Regions from separate parts of the Homo sapiens genome. Here region 2 is linked to region 1. Evidence: chromatin loops called from intact Hi-C (ENCODE). Cell type or tissue: mammary epithelial cell. All regions are shown on one strand. Each heading gives the region's core, and the rest is flanking DNA. Links, peaks and the distances in the headings are about the cores only.

Evidence for each region. Peaks named below come from ENCODE experiments on the same cell type or tissue, not always from the same donor. Only the 100,000 strongest peaks of a DNase experiment are listed, where the experiment ranks them.
Region 2: it touches region 1 in a loop (8-fold over the local background); 2 of 110 quality-filtered maps call a loop at or near these places.

Annotation. Positions count from the first base shown.
Region 1 is chr1:198,275,955-198,281,912 of GRCh38, forward strand. It overlaps NEK7 (NIMA related kinase 7), which reads left to right. Exons shown (of 10, transcript NM_133494.3): 6 at 2,007-2,115; 7 at 3,000-3,107. Among named protein-coding and RNA genes, the nearest start is that of NEK7, 120 kb to the left of the region's middle. In mammary epithelial cell, for the core only: no CTCF peak of the experiment used is centred there; a DNase peak (open chromatin) is centred at 3,087; H3K27ac peaks cover 303 bases.
Region 2 is chr1:198,348,057-198,354,014 of GRCh38, forward strand. No RefSeq gene overlaps it. Among named protein-coding and RNA genes, the nearest start is that of ATP6V1G3, 190 kb to the right of the region's middle. In mammary epithelial cell, for the core only: a CTCF peak has its summit at 2,593; no DNase peak of the experiment used is centred there.

The DNA of each region.
Region 1 (5,958 bases), core at 1,966-4,465:
CTTTATTTTGTGAAAAAGTCAAATTCATGTCATTCTTTAAAGGCCTATAACGAATTTGGATACTTAACTCTTAGACCAGGTCATTCTGAGTAGTAGTATATTGAATTCAGCTTCTTGTCATCAGGTTTAACTTGTAAGTTACAGTCTCAAAGAATACAAAAACATGAAAATAATCAGATTATCTTGGTCCGGTAACGTCTTCCCTATTGTGCAATTTGGGGGCAATTTTTAAATTATGCCTTTTCTTTTAGATTTGATTTCTTTTTTATAATGGTATTTAAAAAGTAAACTGCCAACTACATTATAATTATGATGATTTCAAAATCCGTATTAAAGCATAAAAATTTGTTTTCATGGTCTGATACACACATGATATGTTATATTTATTTTTGAATGAAAAGAAACCTGGTCCCCATCTTCCTGTTGACATCAAACAGTCCTCTGATATGCTAATCCAGCATCAGGGAGAGCACATATACAGGGTTTATTTGGACTCATTCCAAGTCTGAAAGAAAATTATGTGTAAAGAACTGATTTTGTAGCATTGCCCCCTTTGAATGAAAACTGATGTTGACACAGTCTGCAATTAAAAAGACTTAGTATTGAAACATGATATGGGAGGTTTCTAACATTTTAGTAAGACCCTGATTTGCTTTTTAATTACCTGGTCATCTAATTGTTATTTATTCTTTGGGATGTAATGTTACTGATATAATAACTATTGAAATTGCTAATAAATTTATTTCTGTAATATGTGTTATAAGAAAGATTAAACTAAGATTATTAGCTTTTCCTTAAAGATTTATCTTTTGGTACATACCTTGAGTACATATGAGACAGTAGATATAATTTTTTGCTAAGTATGAAGTAAGGATATCAGCAGATTTCCTTGTACTGTTTTTCCATTCAGCCTGCCCTCAGCTGGTCACAGGTGTAAAAACTGAAAGGTAGCTGTTTTAGAATTTTCTCAAGTATAGTTCCTCCATATTCAATAACAAAAAATCAATTTAGTTGGACTTCTCAAAATGTCTTTGGATAAATTGCATTAAAGTACATATTTAAATTTTAATACCTATATATATTTTAAAACAGTTAAAATTATTAGAAAATTTTATGGAAACCTATTACAATGCAATATTCATGTTGGTCATTTATAGGTATTGTTAAATGGGAAACCAGTTGCATTTTGTTTTTGAAAAATAATTTTTATGTGTTGAATCTTTGTAAGTCTTATGAAGCTAAGAACTTTGTCCTTGAAGTAGTATATTATTAGTATAGTCTTCTAGCAGATTTATTGTAGAAAAAATGAGCATAAATAAGTACCTCTGGTTTTACAATTATTGTAGTATTTGCCCTCTTATGTGCCAGGACCCCTCTCCTAAGTAGCCTATTGGTGCTGTCAGCTTTTTGCCTGGGCATTCCTGTAAGGTTTTTCTTCCATGGAGTTTAGTTTCATTCATTCAAAGCAAAGTACAAGTTTGACTTGCATTGTGCAGTAGAAATATTCATGAAAACTTTCTACATAAATTCCTTTTATTTGTTTAATTTTTAATAAATTATGATATTTCAAATCACCAGGGTGGTTCAATATTTAAAAGGAATTCTGTAGTGAAACCTTCTGCCAGGAGAAGAATTGTCTTTTAATGAACATAATTACCTACTGGTATCTAGACTTTTTTATTCTGGCTCTTCTTAAAATCAAATTTGACATCTTCCTTTTAAGACAAGAAATTGTTTTATATAGATGTTAATTTTTTGAAATAGTGGGACATCACAAAAAGGTACTGTTACACAGTTTCCGCTAACCTTAGTTATAATAGGAAAAAAACTTAAGCCATTATGTCAGATAAAATTATTGGAATAATTTCAGTATAAAGATCATATGCTTTTTAGTTGATAATGGTAGATAAAATTAGCTGTTTTTCTGACTTACGGATTTTTGCTTACCAGAATCCAGTCTTGAGAAATTTTAGTTTTTATAGTTCTTATTTTTAATTTTCAAAAAGCATTTTAAGAAGCAAAAGAGGCTAATTCCTGAAAGAACTGTTTGGAAGTATTTTGTTCAGCTTTGCAGTGCATTGGAACACATGCATTCTCGAAGAGTCATGCATAGAGGTAAGATAAAATCATTAAGTACTTTTAATCTTGTTTTAAATGATGTAAGTTCTTCAAAGTAAATGTCTTCAAGTCAGTACATAATACCATACTTTTTCAGGTAATTATTTTCAAATTATAATTATGCTAGAATGTTAAACCTTTAAATAAAGCACTACTAGGTTTTAAATAAGAATGTAAATTAATCTGCTTGACTCTTTTGAGCATCTTACTAACCAGTAAGATGCTGTTGGTAAAGATAAGACAGCAATCAAATATATATAAGGAAGAGTTTTTTGTTTCTTCAAATAAACAATGTATATCATAACCACTTAGATTTTTAATATTCAGTATTAGCTCAGCATTCTTTTCATTCAAGTGGTTGAGCAGAGTGTGTTAACATTACATCAATAAGTAATTGATCCGCTGATACTGAAGTGTGAAAAATTTTAATACAATTCATTTATGCAATTAAGATTTTTAAAGCCATCTAAGTAAATAAATATGTGCCTTATAGTGTTGTCGTGGTTTTATATTTTATGCAAATCTACCAGTAAGTTAATTTTTATTAAGATATTTTATTTAAAATTGATATCAAAAGGACACGTGTATTTTGTGCTTTGAATTTCACAGGTTTTTTGAAAATGGAAAACAAAATGCATTTGAAATAGAAATTAATAATCATGTTCATCATGCTACATTGATGATTAGCTGTCTAGCAGAGAATCGAGAACTCCTAGGTATTAGGATATATCAGAATTATTCAAAATAAACTAATTGGTTCATAAATCAAACTTTCATGATTAAAATAAATTTTAAATTCTGTCACGAAAAGTAGTTGTTAATTCCTTTAAAATTTCTAAAATGTCTATCATCTTTTACCTGATCCCTTCATTTATTCACAGATATAAAACCAGCTAATGTGTTCATTACAGCCACTGGGGTGGTAAAACTTGGAGATCTTGGGCTTGGCCGGTTTTTCAGCTCAAAAACCACAGCTGCACATTCTTTAGGTAAGAGACACAATATAATTTCATTCAGTTACTTTGTGTATGTGTGATTAAAAGATAAGAGGTATACCAATTACATGCCAGCTCTTACATTCTTAATAAAACTATTTTAAAAATCACCAGGTCCTGAACAGATGCCTGCAACTCTCTATTAGGTATAAGGTTTCCTCTAATATGACAGTTGGATACTTCTGTTAACTTGACCTCAGGCAGACACTGAGTTAAAAAAAAAAATGCTGATAAGTCTGGTTTAACTATTGCCATAGAAAAGTCCTTTTATTGTACATTTAATAATAGATAATATGGTGATTAAGCTGTCTCTTGGAAGAAGACTTCACCTGACCATTTAAAAATACAATAGTAGTTTGTAAATTTTTATTTATTAAAATAAAGTATATGGCTGTGAGTGTTATTGTTTAGAATTAATAGAAATTACTAAAGGAGATCATTTTTAAATTGAGTAACTTAAAAGGAGTGATAGGGCTTATCTTAAAACTCCTCAAATTATATATTCTCCTTGTAAATACAGGACTTAGATCAAATGGTGACAATCAGAATTAAGTAAAAGTTATGTTAAAAATAAGTTTGCTTAAATTTAATGGTGCTCATCTTTGGTGTCATAATTTCATAGAAAGCCTTTTTTTTAATAAAATTGTTTTGAGATATGAAATAAAAACCTTTTAAATGGCCTGATGAGGAACAAATGAGTTATACTAAATAACAAAATAGTGAAATGAGCATCTGAATTAGTTGACTAGAGATTTTAAGTTTTTCTGGCTTTGTTACCTAAGGTTCCGTGTGGCCTTGAACCTGTCATCGAATTTTTCTATATTTCTAAAACAGTACCTAAAACGTAAGTAGGTACTCAATTAATATTTGCTGAATTACAAAATATTGTATCCTAATTTCAAGAGTGTTAGAAAGATAATGCTTTGCATTTTTAACAGGATTTCAATTTTGTCAAATATTTTGAGAAAATGAAATTTCACAGTGATGCTGAATAACATAGTTTTTTTCTCCTTTCACTTCACATTTATTTTCATAGAGCGTTATAATTTTTCCTGAATAAAGAAATTTGACATGAAATTCCATAAGAAATGGATAAGTTTGCCCAGCACTTTAATAAAGTTTTATTGGGGAAGTTACAGTACATGCAATACAAAGAGTGGAGGAGTTCTATAGAGAAAACCTTGGACTGTTCCAAGCCAGGGCCATTTATCACTAGTAGATAGCATGTTTTCACTTTATATTACTCATCTGAATAGAAGAATGTCATAAAAGCATTCTGTCACTAGTTTAGTTAGAAATGCCAGGCTACAATTACACACACACACCTGCACATGCCCCTGCTCATGCACACACGTGTGTTGTTTACATGCTGCTTTGCAGACTGTCTCTGAGCCTGCTGTAGTTATCCAGTCTGAAGGATCCAGCATTATTATATGAAACCCACTTCTTAACCATTTTGTTTGGTTTACCTGATACTGCCTCTTGTAAAAGTTCTAAACAGAATTTAAGAACATATATGCATCTCCAAATTGAGGTGATATGCTAGTAGAAATTATAGAGTAAAATTAATTTGAATAGATTTAATAATTCATTATGAATTTCTCATACCAAGTTTTATCAAAATCAACTTACCTAGGGTCATGTAATTATATATATGTAATATATATACATTATGTATATTTATATAATATATATTGTTTTATATATATAATGTGTGTATATATACACATTATAAATAAACATATGCTCATGCCCATAATTACTAAGCATTCTAAGACATACCTGAAATACAGCAGTGAAAAAATAGAAATGAGACTGTTTTCTTAACAGATGAATCATAGAATATAATTTTTTCACAAGTATTTTTTGTTTTACATATTATTTTGAGAAAAAATATATCCTTAAAATAAGAAAATTTCCTTTATCCCTTGTCTTCTCTGTGAACTGAAGATTTTGATTGTTTAAAACTAAAGTTCACTAAGCATAGTGCATTGAATACAAATAATTAAAATTTGGACTCCAGTCTACTAAGGCTCTTTGGACTCCATAAAAATCCTACTTAGAAGAATCAGGAAAAATTCTCTGCTAACATACAATATGTATAAAATAGCAAGGATAGAAATCCTGACAGACATTCTTGATGACAAATTGACCCTAATTTTTACTTTTGGAAAAGTATTACTCTGCTATGTTGTCATATATTTTTAAGAGCAAATTTAAGTTTTCTTCTCAGAGTTGGCACTGAAAAGTAATTGAAAACGTGGTGACCTATGCAAATTTATTTTGCTTATAGAAAACACAGTAGAACTATAGATTTTATTGTATGTTGATTCATTTTTTAATTTTACTGAGGATACAATCTATAGGTCATGATTCATCCATAGAGCAGGTATAAATTTCAGTGAAACTATAAATAAATGAAATCTCTATGTAGTTCATAAAGAAAAATCTGAGTAAGTTTACTTTAAACAAAGTTTGTACTGGAGCCAAATTTCTTTTAACTTTGGAAAGGAGGTATTTTCAGGAATTTAATTTTAAAATGCAAAGATATATAGGATTTTAAAAACATCTTATGCATTTATATTTTCAAAATACATTTTTGTTGAAAAATCAAGATACGATTTTAACTCATTTTAATTCATTAATAGGATCGTGCACTTCCAAAACTATTTTGTATTTAACAGTCCTTAAGAGATTGGCAAGTCTTTGCATTTTCAATTGTCTATTCATTTTGTGTCTCTTATTTGTATCTTTTCATTCCATAATAAATCAACATACAATAAAACCTGTAGTCTGTCTTCTGTAGCAAATAAAGTTGTATAGGTGGCCACATTTCCAATTAGTT
Region 2 (5,958 bases), core at 1,382-3,881, 72 kb after region 1:
TTGAAATCTCTTTTCTCTCCTGCAACTCATCTTTGTAATGGTTCTCCTCAGTCCTAGATTACTCATTTAGGGAGCAACTTATTTTTAATATAAATTTATTTTAAGATAAATAAGTAGATAATTTACTAATTAAATTACTAATTGGAGTCCTCTTACCCCTATTTAGCACAGTGATCAGACGTTCCAGCCTTATGCTTGTCTCTATTTGCATTCTAAGCCAGTGGGTTACTGTTTTCTCTTCCCTGCTTATATAGACTATATTTGGTTTTATTTTTCTCCATTCACATACCCAAATGTGCTTGTTGAATTTTTTTTTTGAGTTGGTAACTGTTACTTAATAGCACCTGGAGCAGATTGCATAACTTTCTGGTATTTTTCTGTTGTGAAAAATTCAGTCTAATTCAGTTTGAATACTACTTTTATATTTGATTCAAAGTTGTATAAGTTTTCTTAACTCTATCAAGGGCCAGGCTGGAGATATAGTAGATTTAAAGGAGGCAGGGAGGTCTATTCTTTCTATCCCCTCTCTACTTCTGCCCCTTGAAGTAGACACAGGTTGATGGAGCCATGGTCAGGTTTGAGGATCTCTCTTCCTTATCAAGACCTAACTCTTTTGATGTTGGATGCTAGGAAAGGGAACAGGAAGGAAAAACAAACATCATTTTACTTAATGATGCATGGTGGTGGCTTTCTCTGTTGATTATCACCTCCCCTCCAACACTCACAGACCATCAGTTATTTTACAAATCATCAGTGGTTTACCTGGATCCCCACAAGCAAATGCGAATCCAGGTTTAGTGAGGCCTCAGCTGAAACAATTTCAGAGACCTTATTTAAGGAAAATGATACAAAGTAAAAATGCAAAATTAGGTAAGGGAGTAAATGCTATTTAAGGTGAGGAAAGAAATCACATATTGTGACAATTAAGAAGCTGACAAATACCAAAAACATGATAGAATTACAAAAAAAAATTTATTATTAATTGTTTAACACACACTTAACACTGTTTTTCACAGCCTTTTTGGTTTTCTACTCTTTTTTTCACTTCTCCACATGAAGACAATTTTATAATTTCATTTCATTTTCTATAGAAAAATGTTTGCTCAATTTTTAAATTATAATAGTACATAAAAGCTTTCTGTGGCTTCATAACTTGTATTTAGTCACATCAAGTAAATTTTTAGGGTAGTCATTCTATTCGTTTTCCTTCAAATATGAGTTATAATATTTGAAAAGAAATTCTACATCTAGCTCCTGGCTTCAAATATTTAAAATTTTATTTCTCTTCCACGGATTACAGACTTTCTATGATGAGTTTTCAGGACACATTCCTATTATGACATGACCTTTGGCCCATACCTTCATACTATAGCTTTGCAAAGTGGGCACACTAGATGCTAGGAGTATTTATGGAAGCCATTCTTATATTAGGAGAGCCAGCAATAACCTAATTGTGAACAGAAATGGCTGAGACCCACATAAATGTATCTCACTAACCCAAAACTAATTATATCCCTAAGTTTATTTCCTCTCAACTGCATCCCAACATGCTACCCAACCTGAAAGGAAATGTGACGGAAAGGAAAATGAAGTACAGAGACAGTGATCTTAAGACATTTTGGTTACAATAGCTGTCTTAGTCAGTTTGGGCTTCCACAGCAAATACCATTGACTGGGTGACTTAAACAATAAACATTTACTCCTCACAGTTCTGGAGGCTGAAAAGTCCAAGATGAAGGTACTGGCATTTGTGGTGCCTGGAGACAGCCATCTTCTTGTCATATCCTCACATGGCCAAGTGGGATGAGAGAGTGGGGACAGCCATCTTCTTGTCATATCCTCACATGGCCAAGTGGGATGAGAGAGTGGGGACAGCCATCTTTTTGTCATATCCTCACATGGTAAGTGGGATGAGAGAGTGGGGATGGAGGTGGGATGGGGTGGAGGGGAGAGAGACTGAATCTCCTAATACATCCTTGAAGTGATATTGCTCTTCAAATGTTAGTGTTTAGTTTATAATATGTCTTTTATTTGGGATTCTTAGTTGTCAATTGGAAGGCAGTAGGAGAAAATATAAGTCAATGTTTTCTTTTTCAACCCAATTTAGCACATCAATTAGGAATTGAGACACCTACTCCTCTCAGTTTTTTTTGTTAGCTCCACAGTTTGTTCCACTTCAGTCCAAGGTACAGATTGCTCACCTTTCCTCTTCTATGTTCTCTTCCTCTTTTCTCCACCTCTCCCGCCTTATGTCTCCTTCCTTTAAGTTAGGTCATATTGCATTCCAAGGGGTTCCTCAATAAAAAAAGAACCTTAAATGTCATCTGGTTCAGTAGTTTCGTTTCAAGCAATAAAAAATAACTCTCCTATGCAGACAAGTATTTTTGAAAGGACCCTTTCTTGACCTCTGGTACACTGAGCAACCCCTTGACTTCAGCCCTTTCTTACCTGCCTTTAACAAGCAGCCCTTTATTAAATTGTTCTTTTATTTCAAAGTTTTTTCTAAATATCTTCATTTTCTTCTTTTATCCTTGACCCTCCCCTGTCTACTGGCACACAGGATGTCACTTGCATTTATATTTCCAACTGCACTGCCCCCTAGGTGGCTGAACATTCATGAACTGAGATTTCTAAGGTAATTTTACATGGATAACCTTTTATTTGTTGGGTAAGATGGGACTACACTTTAATAGGTAGTAGATTTTGGAGGGAAAATATGTTTATTTACAACCACAAATTCTGCCTGGTTTAGTAAAGTCCCACATATGGCTGAATTACTTGCTTCAAATAAAAAACCCAAACAAAACAAAAACAACCTTTTCCAGAACCCCAAAACACACGCATGTGCACACATACACATACACACAAACAACATATCCTAAAACAACAACAAAAAATCACACTGAGTATGCACAATAAGACTATGCTAATGGGAGGGATGGATTATTTAGGAAAAAGATGTTTCAATATTTAAGGATCCTGTGTGGGGTAGAATCACAAAACATCAGGAGAAAAGAGAGCATTTTCCAAAGAAAGGCTACCTTATTGGTTGGCATATTGAATCAATGGCAAATAGATTCTTCAAACTTCTAAATTTTTTCCATCAAAGATGAAAATTAAGTACAAGCAGTCTAATTTATACCGTTCTTAGAATTTAAGGCATAAGGAAAATGGCTTAATAAGGAGGCACTCCCCTGTCAAATACCTTTAATGTGTATTATAGAGCTTTTTGGTTGGAAATAAGACTTTTTAGTCTAATCTGTCAAGTATGACATGTCAGCAAAACTTGATCAATTATGTGAGTGTTTTATGCAGCTAAAATAATAAAGCAACTGATACTAATCTTCAGTTAAAAATGACTGATCCTGCACATCCATTCATGGTCTTTTAGTTAGGCTGATGTCTGGACTTCATTTTCATTTCTCTTTGCACTTGATGTTATTCTTAAAGCTCTCAGCCGCACGCTGCTTTTAAAGTCTTAACCTGCAAGCCATTTCTGCTGTTTGTCAGCTTTGGTTTTTCACTCTTTTGTTCTCCAGTACTGACTTCATTATTTATAACAACACAGGACCATATGCAGACTAATTTTTATAGAGCCACCCACTCACTTTTGGCATATGAAAATTCTGGGTTTCTGAACCACCTATCTAATATCCATAATACATATATAATCATACACCTATATATGTTAAAAGACTAGAACTTTAAATAATACCAATGGCAGGTTCAGACTGATATTGCAGTTAAGTCATATTGTCTTGAATATTTTTAACCCTATTCAGTGAATGTTTTGGTTGAGGGTTACCAGTCATTAGAGTTTAATGGATTATTTCTTTTCTAAGATTTGTATTTACTTAATACAGAAAAATACCCCTTCACCAAGGACACAGCAAGATCCTCTGTGAAGAAGTAATAAGGTGATGACAATATGTGTCCCCTCTCCCCATCCACGGTGTAACCAGGATAAGATAGATTATCCCCAACTCCAGGTAGCTTCACAAGTTGCCAACCTTATAGAATTAATTTGCATGTGAGTTTTAGGATAAAATTATCATGTAACTGAAGCAGTTTAGCATGACCAGTAGCTCATATAGCACAAGCACCTCTGTGTAAGTCAGTTTAGGTTTTAGTAAAGTTTAAATTTTCTTTTTAAGAAGTGTACCACTGTAAGAGAAGGAACTTAGAGAAAGCCAAGACCTTTCTTTTGTGGGGTGGGGGTGGGGGGAACTATCTCAGGGAAGAATGTAGTCATTGCTGATGGAGTATTTTCATATTAATTAGAAGCCTTAGATTTGTTTTTGTTGCCTTAGGATAAGCAAAGCATACATCTCAGACTGGTATGTAAATATCTATATAAATAATGTTTGATTTTCAACATGTGTGAGTATTAAAACATCAAGTTTATATGTAAGTTACAAGACCAATCTTTGCATGTCTTGTCACTATAGGGTTAGATTCAAATATGGATGGTCCTGAACCTTCTAAAATTTTGGAAAACTTTTAAAGAGTAATACACAAAATTATCAATATACCATTAGATAAAAGTGAATATGTACTGAGAATGAGTAAAGAAAATGTAAGAAATGAAAAATGTAAAAGGCTGACAAATCTCATATCACAAATTCTAGAAAAATAACAATATTTTAATTAATTAGCTGCTTGCATACTCCTAATTTTCATCTTCAAATGATAAGAATTTTGTTATAATTCTAACTGAGAAAATGGAACCATAAATTTGGTCTTTTTCCCTATGTGGTTGATAAAAATTTGTTTTTTAAAAATTATTGTTAGATGTGATTTCATAGACATTCTTGCCATTTGTGGGATTGTCAGGGGTTTGTAACCTACAAATAAAGGAATTCTTGTTTATTCTATTTCACTTGATTTTTATAAAAAAGAAGAAAATTCAGTGTACACTTCTATATGCTTCATCATCAAATATGGAAGAGAACTTTCATCTTGACTAAGCATCTATGAAAGCTGAATCATCTACTTACAAATATACATGTTTGATAACCGCAGGGGGTTTCTACAGATTTGCTTCTGCCTTTGCATATTTTACACTTTGTTTCTTCTTCATTGCTCACAGCTAACTTACTTCCAGTACTGGTTGCCAAAAGTCACACTTTGTGTGATATCTGGCCAGGTAGGTTTGTGTTACAATGTTCAGTGAGTAAGCAAGGTAAGTCTTGGAAGTTATTCCTACACAAAAATGATTAGTGATAAATCCATTATACATTGAAGTGATGAAAACCACATAAATGTATCTAGGTATTTCATGAAACATTATCTGTCTTATGCAGAATGGATTTGATGAGCAGGAAGTAGCAAATACTTCAGATGCTTTCATGATACATTTGCGAATGATGGAGTGAAACCCTGCAGAAATTCAGGGGCCTGCCACCTTAGTGAAGTTTCTGAAAGTTCAATAGTCTGCAGCATGCTGAAACGTCCACTTCAAAGTGAAAAACAAATTACTATATCTTGCATCACCTATGAAAAACAGAAGTGTTTCTTGAATTTTGGGGGCACTCTATACCACATTTGAATGTGCTTCTTAAATTACTTAATGGGTACAATGCGTGCTATGCTGGTGACGGATACCCTAAAAGCCCTAGTTTGACCACTATGCAATCTATGCATGTATTAAAACTGCACTTATATCTCATACATTTATGCCAAAAAAATCATTCATAAGACTGCCAGTTTTGAGTGGGTAGTGAAGAAAAAACTGAGCTCTGCATGTTTAGAGTTCTTAGTCCTTGACGTGGAAATGTTTCCACCAGAGGACATAACAATTGTTCCACTAAATCAGATGATGAGACTAAGACCTTGGCATACAGGGCTTGTTATGCACGGAACCAACAGGCAAACAAAAATGGGTTAATTCTTAAGTAACTTCACCTGATCACCAAGAACAAATTAGGTTGCTGCTGTAAAATGTGGTCAAGGAAGACA